Linked DNA regions of Mus musculus: all the other regions are linked to region 1. A link is a loop called in an ENCODE intact Hi-C map of the cell type or tissue named here. Cell type or tissue: heart. All regions are shown on one strand. Region 1 holds the start of Tceanc2 (transcription elongation factor A (SII) N-terminal and central domain containing 2). Region 2 holds the start of Ndc1 (NDC1 transmembrane nucleoporin). Region 3 holds the start of Pars2 (prolyl-tRNA synthetase (mitochondrial)(putative)). Region 4 overlaps Ttc4 (tetratricopeptide repeat domain 4).

What was found. Peaks named below come from ENCODE experiments on the same cell type or tissue, not always from the same donor. Only the 100,000 strongest peaks of a DNase experiment are listed, where the experiment ranks them.
Region 2: a loop joins it to region 1, with 3 times the contacts of the local background. A loop is called at or near these places in 6 of 42 quality-filtered maps.
Region 3: a loop joins it to region 1, with 2.3 times the contacts of the local background. A loop is called at or near these places in 1 of 42 quality-filtered maps.
Region 4: it touches region 1 in a loop (2.4-fold over the local background); 1 of 42 quality-filtered maps calls a loop at or near these places.

The regions. Positions count from the first base shown.
Region 1 is chr4:107,174,344-107,182,343 of GRCm38, reverse strand. It overlaps Tceanc2 (transcription elongation factor A (SII) N-terminal and central domain containing 2), which reads left to right and starts at 3,978. Exons shown (of 5, transcript NM_025617.2): 1 at 3,978-4,106; 2 at 4,640-4,779. The coding sequence starts at 4,681. Tmem59 (transmembrane protein 59) reads right to left here and starts at 3,714. Exons shown (of 8, transcript NM_029565.3): 1 at 3,427-3,714. The coding sequence starts at 3,615. In heart, a CTCF peak has its summit at 3,374; a DNase peak (open chromatin) is centred at 3,833; H3K4me3 peaks cover 3,079 bases; H3K27ac peaks cover 2,408 bases.
Region 2 is chr4:107,362,932-107,370,931 of GRCm38, reverse strand. Ndc1 (NDC1 transmembrane nucleoporin) reads right to left here and starts at 2,885. Exons shown (of 18, transcript NM_028355.4): 1 at 2,784-2,885; 2 at 2,055-2,175. The coding sequence starts at 2,843. In heart, a CTCF peak has its summit at 3,518 (motif pointing right); DNase peaks (open chromatin) are centred at 2,921 and 3,131; H3K4me3 peaks cover 1,756 bases; H3K27ac peaks cover 1,366 bases.
Region 3 is chr4:106,646,061-106,654,060 of GRCm38, reverse strand. It overlaps Pars2 (prolyl-tRNA synthetase (mitochondrial)(putative)), which reads right to left and starts at 2,992. Exons shown (of 2, transcript NM_172272.2): 1 at 2,930-2,992; 2 at 1-943. The coding sequence starts at 930. In heart, no CTCF peak of the experiment used is centred here; DNase peaks (open chromatin) are centred at 630 and 3,020; H3K4me3 peaks cover 1,582 bases; H3K27ac peaks cover 1,676 bases; H3K27me3 peaks cover 1,667 bases.
Region 4 is chr4:106,668,377-106,676,376 of GRCm38, reverse strand. It overlaps Ttc4 (tetratricopeptide repeat domain 4), which reads left to right. Exons shown (of 10, transcript NM_028209.2): 4 at 1,889-1,966; 5 at 4,629-4,753; 6 at 5,842-5,928. Among named protein-coding and RNA genes, the nearest start is that of Ttc4, 6.6 kb to the left of the region's middle. In heart, a CTCF peak has its summit at 4,117 (motif pointing right); no DNase peak of the experiment used is centred here.

The sequences.
Region 1 (8,000 bases):
TTTGTATTTTACAGAATATAAATTCAAATATGGTAAACATTTCAGTTCTATGCATCTCAAGTTACTGACAAGCTTATAGGAAATATAATCTCCTAACCGAGCAAGGAAAGGTTGCTTCTCACCATAATGAGTATCAGCTAAGTAACACAAGGTCTTTGGACAACAGTGCTACCTAGATAGCTTTCATATCCATTTCTTCCCCTTAGTTATGTAGCTAAGTCGGTCTACCTTGTCTGCCTTGCTTTGGCTAATGTTTGTAACTGGTTGTGCTCTGTAGTCCAGGCTGGCCTCATACTCAGAGCAATCCTCCTACCTCAGCCTCCCAAGTGCTGGACTACATGCATGAGCTACATGCCTGCTCTAAAGTATTCTCTTTCTTAGTACTACAAATGCAAACGTGCACAAACCCGACTGCACCCGTATGAGAAGAAATAGCCACCTATGGCTGTGTTAGGCATTGCCCTGAAAGCGTCAAATTATCTTCAATCTTCATACTAGCTCCACAAATATGTGGTTTTCCTACAGTTTACAAAATTAAATTCTAAGAAATCAATTGAATGGTAGGAATACAGTTAACAGTGGAGCCAGAATGGATTACAGGTTTGCACGACTCTGAAGCCCATGTCGTGTACAAACCTGACCACAGACTAGTTATTAACAACAGGCCTTATGTTCCTTACATTTGAACCCAGACATCATACAACTAAATCTATGAGAACAAAGGGCAAAATGTATTAATTTTAGAATATCTACTTTATGTCTTTACAATACTCTATGTCCTTACAATAAATAATTATAAAGTCATTTAGAAAAGATTTTTATCTGCCACTTATCAGATGAAGAGAGACAATGTGAGTTTTATAATTCATTTACTTTCTTATTAACACACCACTTTTTGCCTGCAGCGCAATGCACAGTAACTCAGTGAGGGCCTCTAAAAACCAGTAAAATAAGTATTTGTAATAAAACTTCATTCTTCAGTGGCAACAGCATAGGGCAGCCAGCTTGAAGACTCGATTTCTACTTCACTACTTCTTAGTTATAGGATCTTGGCTAAGCACTTACCTTTTTACTCGTTTTTTTTTTTTGTTTTCTCAAATTTTCCTTTTTTCTTGTTTTTGTGACAGAATTTCTCTGTGTAGCCCTAACAGTCCTGGAACTACCAGACTGGCCTCAACTCAGAGATCTGCCTACCTCTGCCTCCTGAGTGCTGAGATTAAAGGTGTGCACCACCATGCCCAGTAGGAGAGTAAATTTTGAGCTGGGTGCAGCAGACAAGACTATAATCTTAGCCCTTGACATTTACTGATAGAGGGAAGAGAACAGAGTTAGCTGGAGGCCATCTTGGACTGTATGTCAAGACAGTGTCTCAAACAAACAGTCTAAAATATGCAGGTATTCCTAGAATTCAGAGGGTGAGGCAAGGATCCTACCAGAGATCCTACCTCAGAAACAAAACAAATTTAAGTCCAGGACAGACAGGGAGCCAATGATTTGGAGTTCTGGTTAAGAACAGCATTAATAAATTAGTGAAAATGACTTATCAATATCACATCAATTATTAGCAACTAGTGAATATTATAATGCCTAAGGCATCTGATTGGCATGGTGCGTGTGTATAGCCCCAGCAGCACCGAGGAACCTGAGGCAGGAAGGCTGAGACTGAACAACCAACCTGAACTGTAGGCAAATCCTGTCTCAAACACAAACACATCCAAGAAATATCCAAAGATTCCTGGTATCCGTATCTTTCAAATTATTTATGTCCCCAGTATTCTGTCTTACTCTACAAATTTCCTAGGAAAGCCTTAAAAGAGGGAACCAAACATTAACATAACATAAAGCAAACCTCAGCCTAATTCTTGGCCAATTGGTTCGGGTAGAATCTTTTGATGATGCAAGCTTTACTGACTGACATCTAAAGAATTCCTCTTACTCCCTGAGGTGAGCAAGGCAAGCCTTACACCCGTGACCCCTGACCTCAGCCTCCAGCAGGCTGTAATTTACAGGTGTCCATGACCATCCCAGCTCTTCATTTCTCCCAACTATTTATTAATTTCTAACTTAGAAATTTTAAGGCTAGCCGGTGCTGCAAGCCTTTAATCCCTGCACTTGGGAGGCAGAGGCAGGAGGATTTCTGAGTTTGAGGCCAGCCTGGTCTACAGAGTGAGTTCCAGGACAGCCAGGGCTACACAGAGAAACCCTGTCTCGAAAAACCAAAAGAAAGAAAATTTAAGGCTAATCTCAGTACAATCTTGTGGCGCCGTTTATGTTTTGCTTGTAATTGATGACCCTCAGATGGGTAAGGGGGACAAAATGCTTGAAGGTACAGAATTTACACTTTTTAATATCAAAGACAGGAAAGCACTTGTCAATATGGAACATTCTAAAGTCACTGGGACTGCCATTCTAGTCACTTTGTACCTTTAGAAGGCAAAGAGGGAGAGCCACAATGGTTAAGCAAATAGCATACAGAAGACAAGGCCAAAAAAAAAAAAAAAAAAAACCACGCGCATCAGCGAAAGCCCTTACAAAGCCAGGTGGGGAGGGGCATAAACCCTAATTATATATGGAAAATGAGTGGGGAGAACCACCAAGCAATTTAGAATGTTGAGTAAACAGAATTCATAAGAAACTGGAAAACAACTTAAGAAGGCAGAATTAAAGGCTAGGCAGCGGCTGCGGGCAGGGACCAGGGTTAGGGATCGGTCTCTCCTCTAGCTACACAGTATAGGTTTTCCGTAGGACAGTAGAATTTCCTGATCCACTCCACGATTCCTTATCTTCTGCACTGAGTGACGTTTATTTTACTTTATTGTTTTTTGAAGACAGACCCCCCCCCCCCCAACCGCCGCCTCACAAAGGCATCCAGTCCCTTGCGGCAGCGTCTCACACACACTCAACACAGACAGGAAGTCCTCCCTTCCACGGTGTCTGGTAACTACTGAGGCTGACTTCACACTTCAGACCGCAAAGGAATTGTCAAGCTTTCTCCGACTCGGGGAACACAACGCGCTTCGTCCCAGAGAGGCGCGCCATCAACCCAGACTGGAAGGCACTATTTTGTGCACGCCTGCGTCCGCGCCATCCTCCCCACCCCCGCGCTGCTAGTTAGGTCAGGACCTCGCGTTCATCCTCCATCTACCCTAGCAAGCGATCGCCTCCCTGGCGGTCCCGCGGGCTCCCAAGGGCTCGCCGATTCCGCACATTTGTGTCCCCCCCCCCAACCCCCAGCCTATCGCCGAGACCTGCAGCACAAACTTCCGGCAATTTCCGCAGGAGCAAGGAAAACTGCAGCTGCACCGAGTGGGCAGCGGCTGAAGCACAGCTTCACCACTAGGGCCCCGGCGCTGACCCCGAGGTGGAACGACGCGAGCTGGGGCACCGAGGGATGAGGGGAACTCGGGACGGATGGGCCCTGCCTACCTTCGGGTAGGTGTGCAAGGGGTAGGTCAGCTGACAGGCCCGGTGACAGGACGCTGTGTCTCCCAGGACCGAGTCAAAGGCTTCGGCCGCTGCAGTCCCCGAGCCTCCGGCCAGCGCCATAGTCAACAGCAGCAGCGGCGGGAGCCCCAGTTGGGCCTGGACCCAAAGCTTCCCCTTTGGCGCCGCCATCTTGTTCCCCTCTGTCACAGCAGCTCGAATTGTTGCTGTTTTCTTTTCAGGCTTTCTCCTTCTTCCGGGCCAGCCCCTTTCCCCGCCCCTCCGGCCCGCGCTTCCGCCTCCGAGAGCTCCTCGGCCCCGCCCCGGTCCGCCCAATCGGCTGCCTCCTGGCCGGTCTCTGGGACGGAAAACCTCTCGTGGGCGGGCTTGGGGACCCGGCCGACCATCTCAGCCTTGGGCTCAGAGCCGCGCCTGCCCCTTTCTCCGTGCCAGGCCGACTGGGGCCAGTAGTTCTCGGCGGCTTGGAGCGAGCTGAGGGGTGTTGCTTCCCTCAACCACAGCTTCCGCACGCCTCGCAGTGCGTTCTGGGAAGTGTAGTTCCTGCGGGTCACCAGCGAGGAACTGGGCCCCGGAAGAAGTGTACAAATAGTTACAACGCGCGGCCCGGGTGGAGGTCCCGAGGAGTCAAGAGACCAAACAGCGTAGGCAGGCTGATTTTCCCGGTGGGTCTCACGTCGAGCTCTGATTGGATAAGCCCTTTCCAGGCCTCCTAGTGCTGGGGCCAAGGCCTTGCTCGTGGAAGGGTTGGGATTCTCTGACACACAACACTGGTTTCTGAAGCAGCTTCTGTATTGCGCCGGGGTCTGGAGATGGTTGTTGTGGGCCTTAGAGTAATTCTTAGGATTGGGGCTGCCGCGGAGTGGGTGTAAAGAGGGGTTCACTGAGCCCAGTGGAACCCTAACTTCATCACAACTCAACCTGAACTGGAAAAGGATTTCAGAAGTCACCCCATTACCCCGGGTAGTGGAATCCAACTCCCTCCCTAGCATGCCCCTCTGGATCTTAGGAACTTAACCCAGGAAGTAAACTTAATTATAGTTTCAGAAGAGATTTCCTCTTTCGAGAAGAAGTCTTATTTCCTGTAAATACCATCCAAAAGCCTTCATAATTCAGACGTGTTTAGAAAATCCAGTCGTGTCACTTCTGGGAATACACATCTCAACCTTAATAAAGTTTCACCCTGTTTCTTGAATAGAATACTCCTCAAGCACCTGAAGGTAGGCGGAGCCCCCAGCAATGGATAAATTCGTCATTCGAACGCCTAGGATCCAGAATAGCCCGAAGAAGAAACTCGGAGAAAAGGTTTACAAGCAAGCCACGATTGAGTCGTTGAAGGTGAGAAGGAATGTGGGGTCAGAGAAAATGTGCACAGGACTGTCATAAAGAGATAGGGCCAACAGGTTCCATTGTAGGGAATCATGACTTTTTGTTAAGCACCCTTCAGGGACCATTTTTCTTTCTTACATACCCTGTACAGACTTTTATCAGTTCCTGTACCTCTGCTACCCTGAATTAATCCAATTCTGGCTTTAGGGTATGGTTGCTAGCTGACAGGATCACTACCCCCCTTTGTTAAGTTTTTTCTTTTTAAGATGAATTTTTATTTATTTATTTTGGTTTTCAAGACAGGGTTTCACTGTGTAGCCCTGACTGTCCTGGAACTCACCTGTAGACCAAGCTGACCTAGAACTCAGAAATCCCCCTGCCTCAACCTCTCAAGAGCTGGAATTAAAGGCTTGTGCTACTATTCCTGGCCAAGATTTATTCTTATGTGTGTCTGTGTCTGTGTGTGGATATGGTCACTAGTGGCTTTGGCTCTCTTTGGAGCTGTAGTGATAGTGATTGTGCACTACCTAAAGTAGAAATTTGAGGTCCTGGAAACTGAACTAAAGTCCTCTGCAAGAGCAGTATGTGGCAGGAATTCTAGTAGAATCATTGGATCTAGGGAAAACATTAGGATGAAATAGCTGTTGTTCACTCTGTCTAGGGTAAACATCAGAATGAGTGGCTGTGTTCTAGAAGTACTTGGACCTTTAAGAAATCAAGCTGACAGCGATTGTTTTCTGTTAGCTATAGACTTGTTTTTCTGAAGGAGCTGTACAGCCTTTGGTCACAAGACAATTCTGGGACACTTAGAACATCCTGCATTATTGAGCATTGCAAACAGTACACTATAAAGGCTAAACTTGCAGGGGTGTGATGTTTTCCTTCACAAAACATCTCTCCAGCCCTGTTGTTTTTGCTTTTGCATGGCTTTTTGTGGTTCGGTCCACAGAGGCTGGACCTCCTCCTGCCAGCAAGGCCTTAATATGTCCTGCAGTGTCTCTCTTTCTCCAAATGACCTGTGAGACTCAGAACACCGACAGCAACACCTGCTCTCAACCACCCCTGAGCCATCATCTCTCCATCCGAAAAGTTTTTCTCAGGTATATTAATTTTTTAAGTAGGATTCTATATACCAGTGGGTAAAATGACCCTTTCACAGGGGTTACCTAAGACTATTGGGAAAAGACAGATATTTATGTATTTACAATCATACCAGTAGCAAAATTGCAGTAATGAAGTAGCAATGAAAATAACTTTATGGTTATTATTTATGGAGATCAACCCAGCATGAGGAACTGTATTAAAGGATTAGGAAGGTTGGGAGCCACTGCTCTAGACAGACCTAGTGCAGTGTGAATGGTGATGCTTTATAGTGGTCCGACACCTTATATGTAGTGTTTTGGCCAGAATTGTAGCACAGGGCTTCATGACTCATGGCTCCACAGGCCCACCCTGGACCACAGAGACTTAAATGTGCTGTTTGCTTGCGGGAACTAAGCTTGATTTTAACTAGTTAGGAAGGGGCAAGGACTATTTACAAATAATCAGTCAAGCACACCGGTAGCCTTGCACTTAGAGGGCTAAGGCAGAAAGATGGAGCGTGCCGGGCATGATGGTGCACGCCTTTAATCCCAGCACTCGGGAGGCAGAGGCGGGCGGATTTCTGAGTTCGAGGCCAGCCTGGTCTACAAAGTGAGTTCCAGGACAACCAGGGCTACACAGAGAAACCCAGTCTCGAAACCACCCCACCCCCCCCACCCCCCAAAAAAAAGAAAGATGGAGCATTCAAGAACATAATGGGTTGAGAGCAAGACTTTTTTGAGAAAGAGAAAGAGCTATGTTAGGGTGTAGCTCAGTAGTAGAGTGCCTGCTTGCCATGTGTGAAGGGTCCCCAGTCAGCCTCCGTTACCACCCACCCACCCCCAAATGGAAAGCATCAGTCATGTGACTGCTAAATGAACTGTGATATACTGGGAGCAACTTGCAGAGAGTCCTTTTGGTCACTTTGCCTTTCCTGCATTTCTGGCTTCTTTTGACTTTTCCTCCTTGGCTTCTCTATCCATGAGTTCTGCCTTGTTTTGTGTGCTTAACCAAGGTGACTATATCCATCCCAAGACTCTGTGTGTAAGTGACACCCCTGCTCCTCCAGTCTAGATATCTAAGGCTGAGAGGGCATCTGGGGCTGCAAACGGTGGTGGTAAGGCAGTGTTCTGAGTACTTAGCTTAGGTCCTAGAGATGTTCTTTTCCTGGGTGCCCTTCTAGACTCGCCAGACCTGCATTAGAGAGCAGTGAAGGAAGAGGGCCTGCCAAGACAGTTTTGGGAGTGAGGACAGAGCTGGGGATTAAACCTCTTGAATGCTGAGTATGGAGCTGTATCTAGATCACCAGCCCCCATACATCTATAATCCTTTTGCTAGGAATCTTTACTTATTCCATTGTCTTGGAAACACTATGGTATAGTGATGAAGAATATGCTGGAGCCAGGCAGGCAAGATGGCTCAGCAGGTTCAAGGTGCTTGTTGCCAAGCCTGAAGATTTTAGTTCAGTCTGGAGAACCCCATGGTAGCAGGAGAGGACTGCCTCCCATAGCTTATGCTTCTGTCCGTCTCCCAGGTACAAAACCACTCTGATCTGAGGAAGATGGTCTTTGTGTCGTTCATCTAACTTAAGTATGCTCCTCTTACTGCACACACTTCGGCTTTTTCAAAACTGCGTGTGTGTGTCCTGCTGCACTCTGAGCTTCGTGAACATGTGTGCCCTCTTGGTTTTGTCCCTACTGACTGGACATGTAGGATATCTTTCTAAACAACCAGGTCACCTAGAACTCTACAAGTTTTGTCATTACACATGAGGTCTTTCCTGTTTGGCTCCAGCATGACTTATGCTTGTGGCTCTTCATTTATGTGAGAACTTTCTGGCTATGCCCTCTTTCTCTCTCTCTTTCTTTCTTTTCTTTCTCTCTCTCTCTGTCTCTGTCTCTCTCTGTCTCTCTTTCTTTCATTTGTCCATCCGTCCATCTGTCCGTCTGTTCATCCATCCTTTTCTTCCTGCATGTCTCTTTTAAGCTGTTAGGGCTTTCTTTTGAGTTGGTGCTAGTCCCTTTTCCTATAAAATCTTTTTCTTTTTATAGAGTTAATTTCTCATTTTTCTACTCAATCAAGAACTACTTTCCTTGGAAACTTAGCTCATAAGTTACATACAGGGACTCTGAGATATTTACCTCTGAATG
Region 2 (8,000 bases), 190 kb before region 1:
AGAATTTTTAAGAATTTACTTGTATGCTGCTGTCAGGTCCAATAGGACATCAACACAAGAACTCCAAAGTAAATTATTCAGATTTTGTTTTGGGTACTGGAAAATGGTATTAGAATTTCTTTTAATTCACACAGATGTTGCTAACAGAGAAAATACAACCATATGTAAACATTTCATCATAGGAAAGCTACCATAGTAACAAGCCAAGTTTGTTTTCAAAATGTAAACAGTATTTCTGAACTTTATATAGTAAAGGCAATTAGTGCCTCAGCTAAGGAAAAGTAATGTGGAAACAGTGTAACTTACCAGTCCTAAAAAGGGTTAGTCTAAACAACAAAACCCAACCAGACACTCAACAACCAACATGCTTCCAAGTTTAAACTATGAGTATGTTACTATCTAAAAATATGAACAAAAGAAAGAGACATGAGACATGCTGGCTGAATAGACTCACTTAATAATGAAAGCAATTATTTTCAAAGTAGAATTCAGAAACCAAAATTAATCCCAGATTTCCTAGGTCTCCAACAATTAATCATCTGCCATCTCTGCCAGGGCTTATGGGTTATGTTCATCAGTCCTGCATGATTCAGCAAATATGACACACATCAGCTAAAGCATGATTGTATCGCTTAGTAGCGATATTCTCAAAGGCCAAACAACAACGACAACAAATTCTAACTCCTTGATGGCCTACACTTTCTTATAAGAAAAATAAGGAATATATTATTGAGAAAAAAAATCTCCCAAAGTAATTTGTGTTTTTTAGTCTTAGGGAATATTTTCAAGACTTCAAAACCTATTCTGTACCTTTATGACTTTTTAATTTTTTTAATTTGTGCTTCAGTGAACTCATGGACCATAATGAGTCTTGTATGAGTGTGCTTGCTCATGCACACACATGTAAAGGCCACAGCGACACTAGCTCTCTTCCTCTGTGGCTCTCCTTATTTTTTGAGCTAGGGTCTCTCACGGAACCGAGAGCTCAGCAGCTGGCTGGCTGGCCAATGAGCCACAACACTGGGGTTAGGATATGCATCACACAGCTGACTCTTGATTGTACTGAGAATCTAAATTCAGGTCTTCAACTCAAGCAGCAAGCACTTTACCCTCTCAGCGTCTTTCCAGCTCCTAACATCATCATTTTATTTTCACATCCAAAGATTCCAATAAGCATCCAGCCTGTTTCCATCTCCTCTGTCTCAGCAGACTTGTACTAAGTCTTCCCTGACATTCTTTAGTTTTTGGCCTCTCTTCTCTTTGTTGGCTACAACATAAGAATAAAGTATTCTTTAAATAACTGTATAGCTTTTTCTTATTGCTTTTGAAATAGTTTCTCTATATGTATCCCAGGCTAGCCAGGATCTCTGGAGCCTCTTGCTACACTCTCCTAAGAGTTGGATTATAAGAATGTGCTACAACTAGCTAGATTAGACTTTTTTTTTAATACCAGTCACAATTCCCATCTGCAATTTTAAATGGATGGCAGGGAAAGGAAAAACAAGAAAAGACAAGGGAACTGGGGCTGGAGAGATGGCTCAGCAGAGGGCTTTTCCAAAGGACCTGGGTTCAGTCCCAGCACCCACATGGTGGCTCACAACCATCTGCAACTCTTCCAGGGGGATCCATAAGCACCAGGCACACACGTGGTGATGAACATACATATATACAAGTTAAATACTTATACACATGAAAAATACAAATAAGCCAACTTTTCTTTTCCTTTTTTAAGGAAAAGACAAAAGGATAAATACTTGTGTGGCTTCCTTTTCTTTTTTACTGCACCTCTAGGGATTTACTATATATATGCCCCAGATTGGCCTTGAACTCAGGTCGTCCTGCCTCTGCCTCCCAGGACACTGGGCCATCACACCTAGCTGTGTATATAAGTAGTCTTCTAATGATCTGTCCTGTCATCATACATAATCCCTGACACACTTACTGATTTTATATAACAAAAATGACAGTTCTGTGAGTGCAGAAATGCAGAGAGTGAGTGCCTTTACGTAATGTTTTAATGTCAATACAGACAGTAATTAAAAATCACCACTTACCTGACAGCCACTGTATAGGGTGGAATAAATTGATGCTGCTTAAGACTATAAAGGCTGTGATGCAGACGGGTAGAAGCACTACTGACCAAACGATGCTGGTAACTATCCTCCAACCCAAAACCTAAAATTAAACACAACTCTTCAATCAAGAAGTCAGTTACTCTAACTCAGACATGCAAATCCTGCTTCTCCATTTAGGCTATTAACATGAACCACTACTATTTGCATTCTCTTTACTTCTCTCCTTGCGCCCACTCCCCACCCCCCAAACACAGAATGGATGCAAGGAGGTGAGCTCTCCTTAGCTGAAGCCTAGAGTAGGCTGTCTTAAATAAACCATGAATATATGCTCGGTTTAGCGTCTCCCCAACCCCAGAGTCTGCTAAGGCCACATTCTTTCAACACAGAGCAGCCCTTCCCGTTTCCTAGCCCAAGGAATCAAGCCATTTATTATGCATTAGCTCGAATCACTAACCTTTTGCTCTACAACTTTTCCACCAAATTTCCATTCGGGCCATCCCAACCACGCTGACAAACTTCCACTTCGGACTCCAGCTCAACACCCCAGACCTAACTTCCACTCGGGGACGCCCACACACCCTTGCACCCAATCCCCGAGGCGGTCAGATCCCTACACGCTATTCCTAAAGCGCCTCCAAGACAGGCCCCTTTAGCCAAGCGCGCAGGCACCGCCAGAGAGGCAGGGAGCGCCACGGCTCGCTAACTCACGCGCCAAAGGATGTCCCGCGGCGACCCGCCGGCGCAGGGCCCGCTCGCAGCCGTGGCCATGGAGATGGCGGCCCCCGCTCTCAAGCGTGCCGGGGACAGAGTGTCCGCCCGCCACCACTGTTCAAAGGCAGGAAGGCCCCGGGAGGACCCAGCTGGGGCTGCCCGGTACGCTGCCTGGGCAGGGTTCTGCAAAGCCGCCAGACCATCTCTCCGCAGCTTCGCCTGAACAGACTCAACCGGCCAGAACTTCCCCGTAGCCACATGCCTCCAGGTGGGCTGTGACTCGAGGAAGCGTCCTCTGGAGTCCAAAAAGTCCTTCCGAAGCAGGGTCCATCTGGGCGTCAAAAACAAAGGGCGACGGTGCTGCATGCTGGGAACTGTAGTCTCGACGACCCCTGAGAACCAAGGGGAAGAGGAGCGTTGCATTCTGGAACTTGGAGTTCCAAAGTACAGGCTCGCGGTGTAACGAGAAGCAAGTTGGGGTGTCCTAGAACTGGAGTTACAGTTGTTGGCTGCCATGTGGTTACTGGGAATTAAACCCGGATACTCTAGAGGAGCAGCCTTTTACGGGACTCACCTCCCAGCCCCTCCCTTTCTCTTCTATTTTTTTCTTTCTTTTTTTTAACTAAAGCTGTAATAACCACTGGGAGTGAAAAGGTTGTTATATCACTTTTTCTTCCAGAATGCCATCTTTCTTCTTCTTTTTTTTTTAAAGATGCATTTATTTTATTTATATGAGTACACTGTAGCTGTCTTCAGACACACCAGAAGAGGGCATCAGATCCCATTACAGATGGTCCTGAGCCACCATGTGGTTGCTGGGAATTGAACTCAGGACCTCTGGAAGAGCAGTCAGTGCTCTTAAGAGTTGAGCCATCTCTTCAGCCCAGAATGGCATCTTTCTAAAAGTGAAACCACAGGATACTGAAGCTGCCGTCTTAATACTCAGTAACTTCACTGAATTCCTTTTATTAAAAATAAAGTGTTTTATTGATAAGAAAGGTATGTTTTGGTTTTTAGCTTCAGCTATTAATACTTGTTAAGTGCAGCATCTTGATCCTCACAGAGCCTCTATTTCTTCAAGTGTAAAATAAGGATAAAAACACAACATCCTGTTAATGGGGTAAAGATGTAAATACTATATACTATAAGACAACTATTGAAGGCTGGGGTGTGACTGAGTTGTAAAATGCTTTCCTGATATATACCAAACCCTACAGCACCTCCCAAAACATGGCAGCACTCAAGAAACTGAGGCAGGAGGCTATAAAGCTCAAAGCCATCCTTAGCTAGTGAGTTTGAGACTAGTCTGGAATATGTGAAACAGCTGTCTCCAAAAAGAAGATTACCATTGGTGGAGAGGTAGCTCAGCTAGCTACATAAGCATGAAGACAAGAATTCAGTACCTGGACTCCAGGAGGAAAACCTGAACATGGTGCTGGACAGGTGCTAGGCAGGTGCTGGGCAGGTGCTGGGCAGGTGCTGGGCAGGTGCTAGGCAGGTGCTGGGCAGGTGCTAGGCAGGTGCTGGGCAGGTGCTAGGCAGGTGCTAGGCAGGTGCTGGGCAGGTGCTAGGCAGGTGCTAGGCAGGTGCTGGGCAGGTGCTGGGCAGGTGGGCAGGTGTTGAGCAGGCAGAGATAGGGAGCTCTATGAGGCTTATAGCTAGTGAGCCAAGCCTACTCTGAGCTGTAGGCACTTGGGAGAAACAAGGTGGAGGGAGCCTGAGGAACAACACACAAAGTAGACTTCTGGCTTCCACACCCACATGCACAAATGTGCACACATACAAACACAAACATGCACACATACAACTTCTCACTGGCTCAAATTCCTCTCTCTGATTACTTTTGGCCTCATCAAAAACCTAGGTGAGTAGTGCTAACAGCTTTTTTACAATGCTAACATTCAACACCCTAGGAAGGCAGAGGTAGACATGGTGTCTTGCTCACTCTGTATAAACTCATAGGCTACCGAGAGAAACTGAGATGGCACAAGATACTCTGTACTGTTTGCTAACAATGGCTTCTTGGCTTATTTAAGATATCATATTAACTTCCAAAATTACATTAATACCAATCACACCTGAGCCAAAAGACAAACTGGGATTATACTTGGTTGATCAAGAATAAACCTGTCAAGAAGAAATCTTTCCAAGTCACAGAGAAAACTTTTTTGTTGTTGTTGTTGTTGTTTTTTTTTTTCTAGACAAGGTTTCTCTGTATAGCCCTGGCTGTCCTGGAACTCACTTTGTAGACCTGGCTGGCCTCGAACTCACAGAGATGGGCCTGTCTTTGCCTCTGCTGGGATAAAATTCATTCACCACCCGAGTCTGGCTTCAGTCTTCACTTTTTTTTTTTTTTTTGGTTTTTCGAGACAGGGTTTCTCTGTATAGCCCTGGCTGTCCTGGACCTCAATTTGTGGACCAGGCTGGCCTCGAACTCAGAAATCCACCTGCCTCTGCCTCCCGAGTATTGGGATTAAAGGCGTGCGCCACCACGCCCGGCCAGTCTTCACCTTTTAATCCCTCCCTCCATTCATCTGCCAGGATTCAGGGTGTGGCTGGGAACTAGGGTCATATTGGACCACAGGAAGAGGGTCACAACTGTGGAAAAATGAGCCACTGAGCTTGAAGGAAACCGGTATTTAAAGCAACCACAGCAGTCCGAAGGAACCTGCCTTCACCTCCGCGGTTAATCTACACAGGAAAGATGAAGTCTTCAGAGTCAGGATAGTTTACTTTTTATAAGATTTCTCACATTGCTTTGCTTTGCTTGGACTTTTGAGGCTGAGTCTTGCCATTAATCCAGACTGGCCTCAGCTTACCCCAGTGCTAACATTCCAGGCCTGGACAGGGTGCCCTATTTTTTATAGCCTTAAGTCATCTTTTGAAAGATGTTTGCCGGGGCTGGAGAGATGGCTCAGTGGGTAAGATCACTGACTGTTCTTTCAAAGGTCATGAGTTCAAATCCCAGCAACCACATGGTGGCTCACAACCATCCATAGTGAGATCTGACACCCTCTTCTGGTGTGTCTGAAGACAGCTACAGTGTGCTTAGATGTAATAATAAATAAATTGGGGAGCTGGTGAGATGGCTCAGTGGGTAAGAGCGCACCCGACTGTTCTTCCAGACTGCTCTTCTGAAGGTCTGGAGTTCAAATCCCAGCAACCACATGGTGGCTCACAACCATCCTAACCAGATCTGACTCCCTCTTCTGGAGTGTCTGAAGACAGCTACAGTGTACTTACATATAAATAAATAAATCTTTAAAAAAAATAATAATAAATAAATCTTAAAAAAAAGAAAGATGTTTACCCTTTTTGTCTGACTCTGTCTCGCTGCTTATTGTTTCCAGAGTGCTTGTCACATTAACAGAAGCCCAAGAATGCTTATTTAATGGACAAAATAATGAGGAAGACAAAAGAAATTAAGTATATCAGAGAATGTCCATCTGGAACGACTTTTGATATCTAGTTCAAAGAAATGTGTAATGTAGAAAACTGACCAAAGTGTGGAAAGGCTGAAAGAGCACAGCAGGCAAAGAACAGATGGCATGAGGGAGTGGGAGAGTTATTGCCCAGCACACGCCCAGTGAGCCCAGGACCAGGCCAGGCTGCAGAGGGAGATGAAGGAGACACTGCCCACTTAACCACAGCTATCAGGCAGAAACTGAGGACTTAGTCCCCTGAAGCGGTCGAAATGACCACAAGCACCCACACCACCCGCAGTCGCTGTGTGATCTCCAGGTTCCTTGCCAATGATGAGACCATTTGTAAGCTGTGGTATTGAATGAGGTTTTGCTCAGAAATTATCTGGTACATTACAGGATGTTACAGGCTCTTGGTTGGGTAACCATGTTGTAACTAACTCCCCAGTCACTCAGGAGCTGCTATGTCACTTCCTCTTTTCCTGCCAGTGAAAACTAAACAGGAATTCAGAAAATGTTCCCTAGACACACAAAACTATAACACACACACACACACACAAAACAGAATAAGATTAACTAACATGTGATGTAAATGAATCAATACTGCTGTGTGTAATTATAACTCAGTAATTATAGAATTTACAAAAAAAGTCAAAATTTAACAAATCACAAACGGGAGTTGAACTAGAAGGAATTCAAGGGCTAAAAAACACAACAGCAAAAGGGGTTTTGGTCATAAAAAATATAGAAGAAAAAAGGATTTTTAAAAAGTGACCTGCAGGAGACTGTCAACCATTAAAGAACAGGCTGAAACCAAAGATATAAAAGTGACTAATAGAAAAAAAACAAAAACCAGAGTGACTAAGAGAGGGCCGAGGGACGGCTCAGTGGCGACAAGCACTGGCTGCTCTTCCAGATGACCAGAGTTTGAGTCCCAGCATCTATGGAAATACGGTGGCTCAAGACCTACTGTAACTCCAGCTCCGGGGGATCCAACGCCCTCTTCTGGCCTCTAAGGGCACTGTACACACATGGTACACAGACATACTTGCAGAAAAAAAAAATCTATAAATAAATATTTTAAATAACTAAGAAGACTGTATTAAAAATAAGTAAAAGTGGCCAACAAAGAAGTTAGGCAAAGAAGCTCTAACGTCTGGATAGCAGAGCTCCTGACCACCCTGGACCCGCAGTTAAGCTATCCAATCACACACAGAAATATGATGATGTCCCTTTGTTTTAAAATTGCTCTAATGTTTTTTTAAATATTAAAAAAATATCTGAATCATTCATTTCAAAGTCAATTGTATAGATTTTTATATTTTATAACTAGTAAAATAAATGGGCTTGGGGTGGCAAATAACCCTTCATTCTGCCCATTTGCTTAGCTCTAGGCTCAGTCCTTCCCAGAGAGAAGGCTCTTACTGTATTTATTCATTTACTAACTTATTTACATCTTATGTAAAGTGGTGTTTTGCCTACATGTATGAGGGTGGCAGACCTCTTATTGTGGGCTTCCAGGGTCCCACCTGAGGTGCTAATAATGACACAGAGACATCTGTACAGTCTACGGCTGTTGGCCTTTTTGCTGGGGCAGTCTCTCAGCTAGACCATCTATCTAACTTAGGCAGCTTTCTCTGCCATCACTTCTCACATGGCTCTCACTGTTCCACTCCCGGCTCCACCCTGTCTCCCTTCTGTCTACTCCCCAGTCCTTCCCTAGCGCCAGCCCAGCTACAGCAGCCCAGCTCTTTATTATGTAAAAAGCCACAGTCCTTTCTCATCCAGTTGG
Region 3 (8,000 bases), 530 kb after region 1:
TGTGTGCCCCACCTCAATGCCTTTGGTTTCTGTCAGTGGACCCTGGCAGTCAGGGCAGATTTTTTGTGACAAGTCTAGTATCTCTGTGTTGGCGGAGAAGTGGCAGCTGGGACAGACCACAAGGCGGTCCTCTCCAATGTCCACTGGTAGCTGGAATTCATGGGACATCGTGCCCCCGATGCTGCCCACATCTGCCCTGGCCTTCATCCATTGCAATCCCAGCCTGTCAAACAGCCTACAGTAAGCATCACACACCAGGCCGTAGGTTTCCTGGGCAGCCTCAGAGGAGGAATCAAAGGTGTACATGTCCTTCATATAGAACTCCCGGCCACGGAGAAGACCAAACCGGGGCCTGGGCTCATCCCGAAACTTCCTTGTAACCTGGTACAACAACAAGGGGAGCTGCTTGTAGGAAAGTTTCTTCTGGGAGGCAACCAGGGCTGTAACCGCTTCCTCATGAGTCGGTCCCAAGCAGTACTCTTTGCCGTGCCTGTCTCTCAGTCTCAGCAGCTCCCTGCCCATCAGGTCCCAGCGGCTGGTGGCCCGCCACAGCTCAGCTGGGCTGAGGCTGGGCATGTTGATTTTCTGCCCGCCGATGGCCTGCATCTCCTGGTCTATCACCCGCACAAGCTTCTCCACGGCACGCACTGTATAGGGCATGAGGTGGTAACAGCCAGGGCTGGCTGGAAGGATCAGGCCCACTTGCAGCATCAGCCGCTGGCTCTTACAGGTCAGGTCGCTAGCTCTGCCCTCCAGAGAAAGCACCTGGTCTTCCCGAAGGTTCTGAGGCTGGAACATGCGGGATAATACCAAGCGCTGCCCTCTCCCGGGCGCACGATGGTAACACTTGTGGATGATGTATCTGCAGTGACGGAGGCTGCAGGCAGCCAAGGCAGACAGTGTTCTGCATCTTGTCAGCAGACCTTCCATGACACCCTGGCACCTGGAGAAAAATGAGTCACGTGGGATGACGATTAACTTGGTTCTCAGCACGGGATCCAAGATGTGGATCCTTCCATGTCTATTAGCCCAGCACATCACAGTACCACTTAAAGAAATCCATCTGGGTATAGTGGCAGATGCATTTAATCCCAGCACTCCAGTACTTGAGAAGCAGAGACAGGCAGATCTCTGAGTTTGAGGCCAGTCTGGTACATAGTGAGTGCCAGAACAGTAAGGGCTATGTAGAGAGACCTTTTTTAAAAAATACAAAAACAAACAAAACAGACAAAAAACCAATAGCAGCAGCAACAACAGAAAGTCATATTCTTCTGATTATGAAAATGTTACCAGCCTGTTGTGGAGATAGCATCCAGTTATGCGCAGGCTCTAGATAAGGCAGTCGGCTCTAAACCAACTTCCACTGGCCACTTCCAGCAGCCTGCCACATCTGTAGCTACCCGTGTGCTAGAGTTTCATCATGAAATGATATAACCACCAGATCAGCCTTGTACATTTACTGTTGAGAATTTTTTTAAAGGTAGAAAAAATTCTCACAACAGTTTTTGGCACAGGCCATGAGCCTGGTGGATGTTTGATATTGTTACTATTTCAGAACACTGGGGAGAGACCCTGAAACAAGTCAATTGCAATCTCACAGGCAACAGCGAAGAGCAGGCTTTTTTTGGTTTTTGTTTGTTTGTTTTTTCTTCAATTCCTTGTCTCGATCCCTACTAAGTCAGTATTGCTAGGCGCTGAGGCATATTTGTAATCCCAGCACTTGGGAGCCAGAGGTAAGAGAATCAGCTAGGTTTGCACATCTGAGTTCCAGGACATCGGAGGAAATGAAAATCTGCCGCAACAAAAAAGTCAATATTGTTTTAACTGCTCCTCTCACCCACCACACATTCCTGGTCAGTTTGCATCTTCACTGTCCAAACTGTTGAATTTCTGACCTATATATTCTCCCATCTTTGGAGAACATAGTACACGCTATTTGAAACTTAGTGAGGCAGAATCTCTTCAGACAATGGTGCCCCTGCAGATCTGAGTATCACCCTGCAAAGCACCCTCTGGCCAAACCAGAAACCTGCCCTCATCTACTCTGCTCCACAGTACTGTCACAGTTTTTAGTCCTCTGGCCCAGCCTGCTCCACCTGACCAGCCTGCACCTCAGTTCAAGATACCATCATCCGTGACTGTTAAAACAGTCTCTACTGGCCTCCTTGCATTCCTTACACTTTCAACTTAACACAGGCATTGGTAATGACAGTTTCTTGCTGCCTTTCGAGTGTACCGCAGATCTCACCTGTAAGAGGCCTTTTCCCTGCCTTCGCCCTATTTCAGGTACACAGTACATGAACACACACACGATCCAGTCAGGAAAACTGCACACAGTGTGCTTGCAATGCCTAGTGCCCTAAAGGTTTGTGTATTATGATGCCCAATTCATAGGCTCTGAGATGGATCATAGGGTCATAGGCTCTGATTTGTGTCAGGTGACATCAAAAGGCCCATGGCCATTCTGGATTGCGGGAATTTGCCTCCAAATACCACCAACGTCAGCGCAGCATACAACAGCGATGAAACTTCCAACCCCTGCTCTATCTTGGCCTTTACGAGGAGTGAGCGTACTGCGGTCACTTCATTCCTCTTTAGAACCCTAAGGCGGCTGAGCCACCAGGTCATCCCCGGGACCGGTCCAAAATGGGCCCTTTTAGGAACTCTGTGCCTCTAAGTAAGGGCCACGCAAGGATAACTAGGGCGGAAGTGTTGCTCTCAAACAGCGGGGGTGGAGATGGGGAAAGGTGAACTGCAACCGAGCACACGACTATCCAATAGCCTGTGGCGACTGAGAGGATGCACGCGAGACAGCAGACACCAGATCGTGGGTGCGCGTGCCCAGAAACTGTCCCTAGATTCGCTGGGCCCTTCCTAGCCACCCTCCAAGTCCAGCGGCCACCGATGCTCACCAGCAGCAACTCAATACCTGAGTCGGGCGCTCTTCAGTCACGCAAAGCCAGTGCGCCTGCGCCGACATGGCCGGAGCCTCGCCCCCTGTGTTTCTCACCAATCGGAAAGCCGCACTCACGGGAGGGGGCGGGATGCTCCGGTCCCACGCTCTGGAGAGAGGCTGGAGAGGTTTTCCGGAAAGCAAACCAAAGAGCCTCGCTCTCCCGCCAAGATTCCGGAAGTGCCCTCTAGGAATTAGCAAGGTTCAACTCTATGATCAAACCTTACTTTAAAGGATTTGAGTCCTGTTTTTACCGCCCACTGCTAGGCCCGGTCTATGTGGAGAGCAGGTTCATTGACAATAGCTATGTTTCAAATCTACGCTATGATTGAACAAGCCACAATTTAAATGAGTTTAAAACTATGAAACACTTGCATAAGGTCACCTGTATTACAATAGCCAAGGAAGTCTTTTTAAAAAATTTTATGAAGCAGAGATGGGGTTTAATAAAGACATTTTAATATAGGCTGAAGCACTAGGCTTAAAAGCACCAGGGGAACTGGAGAGCACGGATGTGGCTTCTCAAAGGCGAGTGTCCCTGAGTCTTGAAGATGCGACTTGAAACATTCGTTGCTGTGCTGGTTAACAACCACTGCTGTGCTTCAGAGAACCAGTGTTCGGTTCTCAGCACCCACAATCACTGAAACGCCAGCTCCAGGGAACTCCAAAACCTTCTGACCACTGAGGATACCCACCTCCACTCCCACACAAACTCACACACACATACAATGAGGCTGGGTCTTTTCTTCATTTACAAGATGTATATGTACATGGTTTACATAAGTGTGTTATGTGGTATGTTTGTATGTGTGTAGGAACACATATACACGTGTGAACTAGTGTGTGAAGGCCCAAAGCTTTCATAGGTGTTTCTCATCCATCTCTACCTTATACACTGAGGCTCTGAACCCCCTCTTCATGTTTCATGGCACCCACTTTACCTGATGAGCTGTCTCCCCAGCCCTCACAAAATAGTTTATGAATAATTACATAGTACACGCTACTGCTGCAGCTGTGGGGAAGCAGAGAATGGGGAAAACAGCTCCCAACATTCATGTTAGAAGTGATGGCCTGTAAGCTGACACAGTCAAACTTCAGCCGACCAAGTGTCTTAGTCTGCTTTCAGTGGCTGTGAGAAAGATAACAACCAAAAGCAACTTGGGGAGGAAAGGGTTTGTTTTAGCTTATGAGTTACCGTCCATCCCTGGGGTGGGGGTGGGTAGCGAGGAGTCAAGTCTCAGGACAGGAACCTGGAGACAGGAATTGAAGCAAACACCACTGAGAAATACCGCTTACTGGCTTGTTCCTCATGGCTTGCTCAGCCGGCCTTCTTGTACAACCCTGGAGCACATGTGCAAGGGTGGCACCTCCCACAATGCACTGGGCCCTCCCATGTCGGTCATTAATCAAGAAGACTGGCCTGCAGTGGAGCCTCATGGGGACAGTTTCCTAACTGAGGTTCCTCTTCCCAGATGACCCTAGCTGTGTCAAGCTGACAAAAACAAACAAACAAACAAATAAATAAAAAGCAGACAGTAGGGAAGTGGGGCAGTAAAGACTCAGAAACCAAGACAAAACCGGATTTTGATAAAATTAATTTTTAAAAATTACCACAAAAAAATCCATAGAAAGAAAAAGTAAGTTGCCGGTCAGAGGGTGTTAAATGTTCTGAAGACAATTTAACTTAAAAAAACAAAACAAAACAAAAATGGGGTAGGGAGCTGAATGGTGCATAGGGTGCCCACGGAAAGCCACCATGAGTGTGGCATTTTAGCAAAGACCTGAAGAAGGAGACCGTGTAGCTGTCTGAGGGAGAATGTTGCAGGCTTGAAACAGAGTGGAGAGGGCCCTGAGGAGGAGCTGCCTTCCAGTTAGCCTATTCAACAACAACCACACTTTCTAAACTGCCTTAAGAGTGCTGTACCCCTTGGCAAGACCAGACAACTGTGACAGTGACACAAACTGCTCTCAGCTCCCCCGGAGCTTCCCGAACAGCCTGTGATCTGCAGCAACACTGGGGTTCAGGGAAGCCCTGTAGGAGTCCAGGAGAGTGGGAGCTTTACTGAGGAAATTGTCTTTACCTGGGAGAAGAATGGGTCTGGCAGGCAGAGGGACCAGACACTCAGAGGCCTGGAGCAGAGTGAGATGACAGGGGTGACAGGTAGGTGGTGGGGCTGCATCATTATTTCTCACAACTCCTGGTGTTACCAGAATTATAAAGGGCCAGAACCCAGGTCCCCCAAACCTCAATAAGCCAGATCTGACCGCCTGTCTTCAACAAGCTAGGAGTAGGAGCTAGACGCCCTGGGAAGCAGACAGATAGCGGGAGGGGCCTTGGCTAGCTGAACTTCCCAAATGGCCAGCTTCATTCATTCTCTGCTTCCTGAATTGAGGCAAAAGCTGAGTAGCTCAAAACAAATGAAGACCTTGTTGGCTTTTGTCTCTCACCAGCAGGCTACATGGTGTTAAATTGACTCAACGAGTCACAGGCCTGTTCAGGACATGTCACACAACACCTGGCTAATCAACCATCCTTGCCTTCCTCAAACCGACCAACCCTAGGTTGAGGGAGGAAACCTCTTTATAGGCTTTAAAAGGCTAACCCGAGTCTGGCTTTTCAGCTTCCCCAGTCTCCCTTCTGCTTTGCACAGGGTCTTTCTCTCTGTGTGTCTGCTGCACATACCTGTTGCCTCAGCAGTAAATGCTGGTCTCCAGCTGCCAATTCTAGCTGAGGTCCTTGAGGTTTCTCAGATGCCCTTGTTGAGCTTAAGATTTTTCCTGCCTTTTAACTCTTTAACCGGCAGAGAAAAGAAACCCAGGCAGGACCTCTAGACTGTATCAATCCAAGACCCCTAGACTGCATCAAAGCTGTCCATCACTGTCTCCACTCTAGCCTGACCTGAAGGGTGAGCTGACAAATTGCAATCCACTTCCAGGAGACAGCCTTCTGGGTGGCTCAGACTTTAGTCTTTTCCTTCCCCTTGGTGTGAAATGCCTGGAAGAATTCTAATTTCTTAGGGGTGCACTGTTTCCATAGCCAAAGAGAGGAACACAAGTGCCTCTGTAAGAATATCTTCATTCCTTCTGGGCATGCAGGCTCCCCTGAGCCAGTGCCTGATACCCAGGCCAGGACAGTGCTGCAATCATCGTGTCCATCACTCCTGAAGCAAGCAAGGTTGCTGAAGTGGGGTGAGCCCAGGCATCAGTTCCTCAGAGTCTCCCGTAAGACGATTCTGAGTCCATGCTGAGTTAGAGCAACTGGCCTACAAGAAAGATACTAGACAACCTGGTGAGGAAGGGTGGTAGATTGATAGAATCATTGCAGCCTCGAGTGGAGGAAGACATGGCTTGCACAAGAGAGAGAGCACATGACTGTAATGTCTGTCAGCCTGCTTAGAATGGCCAGGCTGAGCTAAGTGGTCCTGAGTTCTTCTGTCTCTAAGAGACACTCTGGGTCTCTGCAGCCCAGCTTTATGTGAGGGTTTTCCTTGGGGTCTGGGGTCCCACAGGTTTTACTGGGGCAATATTCTTCCTACCGGGAGAGAAATCGTGTTCAGAATTTCTTGGGACCCATGTGCCCACGGGACCCTTTTATTCTCCCTCTGCCCACGCACGTGGCTATGAGCCCTCCAATCTGGAAAGTTCAGGTATCTTTGTACCCTGAGGTATTAATTACTTCTTAATTAGCAGTTCCAAGGCTGAAGAGCCCAGTGGTCCGGAGCGGCCTAATGACCTGCAATGTTTGTGCCATCGCACACCTTCACAGCACTTACTAACAGTAACTAATTAAAGCTCATGAGTCCCTTGGGAGGCAGACCAGCATGCTGTAGTGATCTATGAGTCACAGGAGCCTCTGCAGCCTGGAACAGAGACCTGGCCAGACAGCCACAGTCAGAATAGAGTTTCTCCCTGTCATGAGTCCAGGGTGGTAGAGACCCAGGGTCTGATCTGTCATGCTAGCAAGCCTCCTGGGAGATATTTCAATCAATCAATAGTAACTTACTGGATGCCTTGATTTATAGCGCACATTGCTAGTTTAGCCCCACAAGTTAGAAAAGTTCACCTTTTTTTGTTTGTTTGTTTGCCTGCCAGTGGAAGCAATGAGCAGCTTGCCTTGTCCCACACGCCTGGGAGCGTCCTCACCTCAGTGGCTTTCCCTGGGCACGCTCAGATCCTCCTGAGGGAGGCCCTAGTGTGCTCTTCTCTGCATCCTCAGCACTGCCAAGGGCCATAGGCTTGACTTAACATATCAACGAATAGAGGAAGGGACAGCTTGTCTACCCCTCAGATGGCAAGCTCCTCTGACACAAGAGACATCCCTGCATTCAGAGCCCATGACCTTGAACCAAGAGGGACTCTAAACATGAGTGGAACTTGCAAGATGAAGGTCCCGATAGACTCTCTAGCCACAGGGGCCTAGGGCTTCTGAGGAGATTGCCTTTCAAAGAGGAGGGCACAGTACCTTGTCATGTCCTCAGATGTGACATTCAAGCATCAGACAAAACTTTAAACTAAAAGCGCTGTGTGAGTGGTGGCAGAAATATATTCAGACTGTTCATTTGTATGCTCATCTCTGTAGTTAGGTAATTACTTGTAAGTAATTAGGTGTGATTCTGAGTGGAGGGAAGTTGAACAGCACCGTACCCAGTGTTTAATGGACTCTTACCTATAGTTAACACTCCCATATGACTTTGCCTGTTGTTTTCCTCTGACAGCTCCACTCCCACTCACAGGATTCCCTCCTCCACTTCCTCAGGCCTTTGTTTAACTGTCCCCTTGTCAGCCATGACATCCTCTTCCCCGTTGCAGTCCACCCACAGCATAGCCAGAATGCTCCCCTTTCTCTTCTGTTTTCTCTCTAGGACTTGTCACCATTTAACATAGTAGAGGCCTTTGCAGTTTGGTGGTTCATTCCCCCCCCCCCATCCTTCCCCTCCCTTCCTCGCCATAGAACAGGAGCTACAGCAATGCCTATCCCAGGAGGCATCAAACGTTCTCCTGTAATAGCTAAACAGTACACTAAGTACTTCAGGCTCTGCAGGCCAGA
Region 4 (8,000 bases), 510 kb after region 1:
AAGCATATGGTGTTACAACTAGCATTTTATGTAGGGACTAGGGGTTGAATCAGGTCCTCATGCGTGTACAACAAGCACCTCTGGGAGGCAGAGGCAAGCGGATCTAGGAAATTTCTTAAATTGGTCCCTTTCTTAATTCTTTGTGCTCTTTTCTATTGTTTGGAGATTGTGGCTGCTGGTGCTCTCAGTACCGAGTGAGAGAATGGCTTAGTTCTTCCTTACTGAACCACCACTGTGCTCAGGGGCTCCAGTCCAGACATTGTGGTTTTGTGTCTGCCTGAAATAAACCCCGAGTCCCCCACCAGCTTGGCGGTGCTGGCTTCTGTCAGTAGTGGAGGGTAAGGCGGCGGCTGGAAGTCTGATGGCCTTGCAGTCTGCCTCCACTCCCATTGCAGAGGCCCTCGGTGCCTTTGTCCTTGTGTAGTGTGGCTTGGTAGCGCAGGGCTTTTCCTCTGCTTTGTTTTTAAATCCATCTCTTTGCTTTACAGCTTTCATTATATACTCTGTGTTCTGAGTGCTTTTGTGAGTGTCTAGGACCTGTAAATCTCAGCTACCTGGAGAATGATGCAGGGGGATTACTTGAGTTTGAATTCAGCCTAGACAATGTAATGGAACTATTTCTCAAACCACCATACCAGTGGGAGATAACTCAGTTAGCTTGCTTCTTCACCGATCCTCACACGTTGGTCAAGTGTTTCTGAGGATAATTTCTAGAAGAACCCTGTTGTTCACAGTATGCCCTGTTGTTCGCAGTATACTCTCCAGTGCACCTGACATTGTGCGGGGCGGTGGGTGTGGGGAAAAGAGGGGAGAGAACATGCGTCCCACCACAGTTCCGGGAGGACTGCCGCACACTTTCCACGAAGCCCCCAGGTGGGTATCTGGCTGTGTGAAGCCACTGACCCCACCCAGCGGGTGGTGGACAAAGGGCAGCCCTAGGTACCAGGTTTCCAGCCTCCAGCATTCCACGCTGAATACGGCATAGGAGCTAAGAACAGAATAGGGGCCCTGGGGCTGAAGGGAGGAGAGGGCAGGGGGAGAGGGCATTTGATGGTTCCCACTCGGGCGAGAGTCCTTGATCCAGTCTGTGGCTGCAGCGCAGGAAGGCCTTCTGGCGGGAGGTTAGATGCGGCTTGTTAGGAGAAAGCCCATCTCATCATTCAAGCAAGGTGGGCCTTAGTGATCAGAGACAGTCTATGGTTTTAGAGCTTTATTGTAGAAAGGCAGGGAGAAAGAGAAGGTAGAAAGAGAGGCTGGCCATGGCCACATGGAGGGGGTCGAGGGAAAGAGAAAAGGAAGGCTAGAGAGTAAGAAAGGTGAGGGCTAAAGAGAGTGAGGAGGGGCCAAGTAGCCCCTCTTATAGTGGGCTGGGCTATCAGGTAACTGTGGGGAGGAGCATACCTGGCTTTAGACAGGTAACTGTGGGGGTGGAGTCTAGCCAGAATGCCAGAAGCTTGGGACATTGTCTGCGTGACTGATAGTCACAGAATTATGGAGTTGGGGGCTCTGTGGTTTCAGGCACCTGATTCTTGGAATGTGGCTCGCTTTCCTGTCCCTTGAGATCTTTACTGGGTCACTGGAACAAGCCCTATTCAACCAAAATAGATTGCCTACCACAGTCCCACAGCACTGTTCTTTCCCACATCCTCACCGGTTTTGGGTTGACTTTAGTTTCTAGTCGCTGGTGACACTGGGCATTTTTTCCTCCGGCCTGCTGGATGCTGCGTACTCTTTAGGACTAGATGAGCATGACTGTGTTTGTCCAGAGCATGTTCACTGTTCTGACTCCTGAACCTTGCTCAGGAATTGTCTCTGTCAATGCTGTGACATTTGGAAGCATTTTGATGGAAAAGCTTATTCTTTCTTTTACTTAATGGCATTTCATTAGGCAATGTTCGTTCTTCCCTCAATGATGTGCTGGCTGCCAAGAAGCTAAAGCCCGGTCACCTGAAAGCCATCATAAGAGGTGAGTCTCCATGAGCTGCGGGTGGCCATCATTTGGGAAAATTAGCATTGTGTACCAAAAGCTGCCATTGAAAGCTTGGCTCCTGACTGCTGGGGACTGGGGAAGTCCTTTAGTCCTGCAGACTCCGTGGGAAGGTCCTGCTTCCTCCCAGCGGCTGCTGTAACTCAGAGCTCCCTAGAAGGCTCTACCCTTCATGCCGGGTGTGTATGAGATTGAAACTACTCGTTTTAAATTAGTAAAGAATAAAATTAGCCGGACGTGGTGGCCCACGCCTTTAATCCCAGCACTTGGGAGGTAGAGGCAGGCAGATTTCTGAGTTCGAGGCCAGCCTCATCTACAGAGAGAGTTCCAGGACAGCCAGGGCTACACAGAGAAGCCCTGTCTCATAAAAACAAAACAAAACAAAAACAAAAAAGAATAAAATTAATTAAGACATAGCACATTCAGATTTTTTTTCACATTCTAATTTTTTTCCTAGTTTAGCTGATCGAAAGGCAAGATAATTAAATGCCATGTTGAAATTAATTAAAAGATAAGTGTGGGGCCTTTGCCAGAAACTCTGCTGCTGGACTGTTCCCACGTTTTTCATGTTGTGGTCTGACCTTGCAATAACAGCGCTTTTACTAATTATACTTCACTTTACTCTGAGCTGAGGGTGCTTTGCAAACTATTCATCATGTATTGAGCCTCCCTATACTGCCATGAGTCAGTTTAAACCACTTAGCTAAGTAATGCCTCTTCAGGTGTCTGTGGCTGGGTGTACGAGTATGTCCGTGTCCCTCGGCTACAGGACAGAGGCCCTGAGTAAGGGTTGGCTGGGAAACTACAGCCCTGTGGAATCAGCCTCTGACTCATTGTTGCTTCACCTTATATATAGCAGGACCTCTGCTCTTAATGTCAGTTTGCTCACTCTGGGTTCAATGAGGTTAGAGTCTCTAAAAAATAAGTATGCATTTGTTTTGTGTGTGCAATATGCATGTGAGTAGGCACACATGCCGTGATCTCTGTGTGGAGGGCAGAGGACAACCTCTAGAGGTAGACTCCCCTCCTCCACCATGTGGTGTCCAGGGAGAGAATTTAGGTCATCAGGCTTGGCAGCAAGGACCTTTCCCTCCTGAGACATCTCACCTATCTGGGGTTATAGAGTCTTTGATACTCAAGCTGTCTTAGTTAGGGCTTTCCTGCAGTGAACAAACACCACGACCAAGGCACTCTTATTAGGACAGCATTTAACTGGGGCTGGCTTGCAGGTTCAGAGGTTCAGTCCAGTGTCATCAAGGCAGGGACATGGCAGCATCCAGGCAGGCATGGCACAGGAGGAGCTGAGAGTTCTACATCTTCATCTGAAGGCTGTAGCAGAATACTGGCTTCCAGGCAGCTAGAATGGGGGTCTTAAAGCCCACATCCTCAGTGATAGACCTACTCCAACAAGGCCACACGTAGTCCAACAGGGCCACACCTTCTTATAGTGCCACTCCCTGGGCCGAGCATATTCAAACCATAATATAAGCCTTATAATAATATTCTGATGTTTTAAATTTCTGTGAAAGTCTAAGAGGCTATGCAGAGACCTGAACATGATTGCAGTGAAACATTTTAGAAATAGAATCAAGGTATAGCTTAATGGTAGGGCACTTCCCTAGCATGCACAGGTGCTGCAGATTGCATCCCAGAATGAAAACAAACAGCACCCTATACCAGACAAGCAAAGAGTAAAGGGAGGCAGTTTAAAGAGATGGCTGTATAAAAAAGAAAAATGTGTTTGGGCTTTGGTATTGATTGGTGGCTGAGGAAATTCTGCTTTATACTAAACATCATCTGGGGACTGGAGAGGAGGCTTAGCAGTAAACAGAACATTAGAACATTCTACTCTTGCACAGGACTCCAGTTCAGTTCCCAGTGGCTCACAGCTGCCTAAGACTCCAGCTCAAGGGCTATCTGACATCTCTGGCCTTTTCAGGCAAACACTCTCTCTTTCTCCCTCCCTCCCTCGCTCTCTCCCTCGCTCCCCCTCCCTCTCTTTCCTTCTCTCTCTTAAAAACAATTTTATTGTTGTTTAAAATTCTTTTTTCTTTCAAGTTTTATTTATTTTATGTATTCACCATTGCTCTCTTCAGACACACCAGCAGAGGGCATCAGATCCCATTGCAGATGGTTGTGAGCCACCATGTGGTTGCTGGAAATTAAACTCAGGACTTGTGGAAGAGCAGTCAGTGTTCTTAACCACTGAGCCATCTCTCCAGCCCTTAAAAACAAATCTTAAAACACACACACACACACACACACACACACACACACCCCATCTGAGATGGCCTTTATTCTCCCATTTGTAGACAAGGAATCTGAAGCTCAGACATGGCCTTTGTCCAAGATCCAGCAGGTAAATGACAGTCATTTTCTAGCCCAGCCCTGTCTGACTGTTGTTTGATGAGCTGGGCCCTGTATACCTGGAAGACTTGGAAGTTTTGAACAAATGGGGTTGAGAGTGATTTCTGATCAACAGTACACAAATCCTTCCTTGTCTAGGAACTGAACTACAAAGAGCCCTGTCCTGTCTGCCCTCCTGGGGCTGGCTGGTGACTGGTGAGGGAAGGAAGGCCTTTTCAAGGTGGTGCTTTCTGAGCATGTTGTTCTGAGATCCTCAGGACTCTGATTTCTGCAGGTGCCCTGTGCCATCTTGAACTGAAACACTTTGCTGAGGCTGTGAACTGGTGTGATGAGGGACTACAAATTGATGCCAAAGAGAAGAAACTTCTAGAAATAAGGGCAAAAGCAGACAAGCTAAAGGTTAGTGACTGTCTGCAGACAGTTTGCATTTGCTAGTTAGCATTCCTCAGATTGTGTCTCAAGTCGCTGTGGGAATATAGTGTGTGCATTCTAACAGTCTAGAGTAGTGGTAGCTGGCTTTGCACTGCCGACAGCAGAGTGTGAATGGGATTCTGACAGGTAGTTTGCTGAGAGAGGTGACGCCTGAGCCCAATCTCTGAATGACGGAATGAGAGTTTGCTGAGCAGCTGATTGATGCCGAGGGAGAAGACTGTTCCAGACAAGAAGCCCTAGAGGGATACTTCAGCAAATCTGAGTTTAATACTACTTTTACCACTGCTGAAGTGCTGAAATGAATCAGGACAAGTTCCTGATATTTCTTGGTCCCTGCTTTGAATATGAGAAAAATATATACCTTGAATGATTTTTTTTAATGAAGATGAATTGAGCTAAGCAAGTTTTCACACTTTCAAGAGATAATACACAATAGAGACCATGCAGTCTGCAGAGCCTGACACATTTGCTCTGTTCCCTTTGTAGCAGAGGTTGGCAGATCTCTATTAACTGCAAGCCCAGGGGGAAGCAGGAGCTGCTGGTGGTGGGCAGACTGGGGAGAAAGTCTGCCACCTGTGTTTCTCTCACTGATTTTAACTGTGCAGAAGGCAGAACCTGGGGTTTTCGGCAGCCATACCAGAGAAGTTGGGGTTCCCATGTAGTACTTGTCTACTCCACTGGGGACCTTGGATAGAGATGCCCTCTCTCCTTTATTGGTGGCATCTTCCTTGTCTGCCTAAGTCTACTTTGGGGGCACCATCAGGGTGACTCAGGGGTACACTTGGCTCTTAGCAGCATCCTTCACTGAATTGTGAGTTCTTGCAGTACAAGAACGAAGGGTTTTGTTTTGGTTTTGTTTTTTAAAGAACTAGGTTTTAAATTTCTGCCGACAGTGGGCCTGACTGTGGGGGCATGCTTTGTGGACGGTCACTGAGCCAGCCACTGGCAGTCTCTGAGCAGAAGGATGGTTTGCATAGAGACCAGATCTCTTGCAGGCTGGGGTAAAAGCAAGAAAGAGTTCCGTGGAGCTGACAACATCTGAATTATATTTCCAGAGGATGGAAGAGAGGGATCTGAGGAAGGCAAAGTTGAAAGAAAAGAAGGAACAGCATCAGAATGAGGCTCTGCTCCAGGCCATCAAGGTGAGTTCTCGAAGCATAGGCCTCACAGAGTGTGAAACCCCCTGGCTGTGTGAAGCCTCCTGGGGCCTTTGTTGGGGTGCTTTGCCTTCACAGCTGTGCTTATTACCCCGCCCGACCTCTGGAGTCAGAGCACCACGTTCAGTTAGCTTGTCCCTCCTGTGCCGGTCTCAGCAACATGCTGAGTGTGCGCTCTGAATAGTCATCCTCTCCCTCCCTCTCACGGCAGCCCTCTGGGGAAGGCCTTCTTCCTGGTTTACTAATCTTAGAAGAAAACCGCCCATAGTAATGGTGTCTGAGCCAGGGCCATGCTCATCACTGTAACATACTGCAACCCGAGAAAGCCACGCTTTTAGGATGTTGCTTTAATTAACAACAGTAAAACCCTTCCTGTCCTGCATTCTGAAGTGCGCGTAGTCTAGGAGGTCCAGTGGCCAAGCCAGTTAGTGCTTAGTACTTCCCTGAAGTGAGTGTCTGACCTACAACTTGAATCCTTGATGCCTGGCTAGTCTCCCATTCAACAGGTGATGCTGCCTGGGCTGAGGCTTTAGTCTCATTCTGTGTTCACAGTTACACACCATTTCAGTTACTGACTTAGAGAACTTAACACTGCTAAATCTACTCACTTGTCTCTCCCAGTAAGCAGTCTGGTAACATATATTAACAAATTCAATATGGGCCGGAGAGATGCTCAGTGGCTAAGTACACTGCCTGCAGAGGACCTGGGTTCTGTTCCCAGCACCCACATGGCAGCTCACAACTGTCTGTAACTCCTCACACAGACATACCTGCAGGCAAAACAGCACAGAATTATAACACACACACACACACACACACACACACACACACATAGGATGGCAGACAGATGCAGTGGCCCCATGTCTGCAATTCCAGTACTCGAGATGCAGAAGTGGAAGATGTGGAGTTTGAAGCCAGTTTCAAATAATAGTAAAACTCTTATCTCAAAAGATAAAATACAACCCAACAAACAGAACAGTACAGTATACTCCAGGTTTTTAAATTTGATATTCAGAGAGGATGTGGCCATTTTCTTGAATAAGAGACCCAGATAGTTGTATGTAGACTTTTTTTTTCCTTGACTGTATTGTATATGTGCACCACATGATTTATGTAGTGCCCACAGAGTAGTTGGGGTATTAGGAATTGAACCTGGGTCCTCTGGAAGAGCAGCCTGTGCACTAACCATTGAGCCATCTCTCTAGCCCCACATATAGATGTTTTAGAAATTTTCTAGTTATTTCTTCTAGTTAAGTCCTGTACTTTGGACTGCAGTACAAATTAAAATCATTATCAACAGTACAAAGCTGCCTTAGTTAGGGTTTCTCTTGCCATAATGAAGCACCATGACCAAAAGCAAGTTGGGGAGGAAAGGGTTTATTTGGCTTACATTTCCATGTAATAGTCCACCTTTGAAGGAAGCCAGGACAGAAACTCAAGCAGGACAGGAACCTGGAGGCAGGAGCTGATGCAGAGGCCATGGAGGAGTGCATTAGTTTGCTCCTCATGGCTTGCTCAGCCTATAAAACCCAGGACCACCAGCTCAGGGATGGCACCACCCACAATGGCCAGGGCTTTCCCCCCATCAATCACCAATTATGAAAATGCCTTACAGCTGGATCTTACAGAGGCATTTTCTCAATTGGGGTTCCTTTCTTTTAGATGGCTCTAGCTGTGTCAAGTTGACATAAAACTAGCCAGCACAATGCCATGTTTTATTGATGGCTTAAGGGTAGAGGCTGTAGATGGTGACACTGAGTCAGCTCTCTTTGTTTAGGTATCATCCAAGGCTTTCCCATAGGCAGTGGTACAGGGGACTACTGTCAACAGACTGCTTGGCCCTCAGTAGCTGATGCTTTAAGAAAAAAATTTGCCAACCAGGGTGTGGCACATGCCTGTGATCTGAGCACCTGGGAGCTGGTGACAGGGGGATCAGAAATCCAAAGCCAGCTTGGGTTACATGAGACTGTTGCAAAAAGAAAATTAAAAGTTTGCTAATTTCTACTTTAGGGGCTATCATCCAAATAACTGGTATCCACTGTACCAGGCTGCCAGGA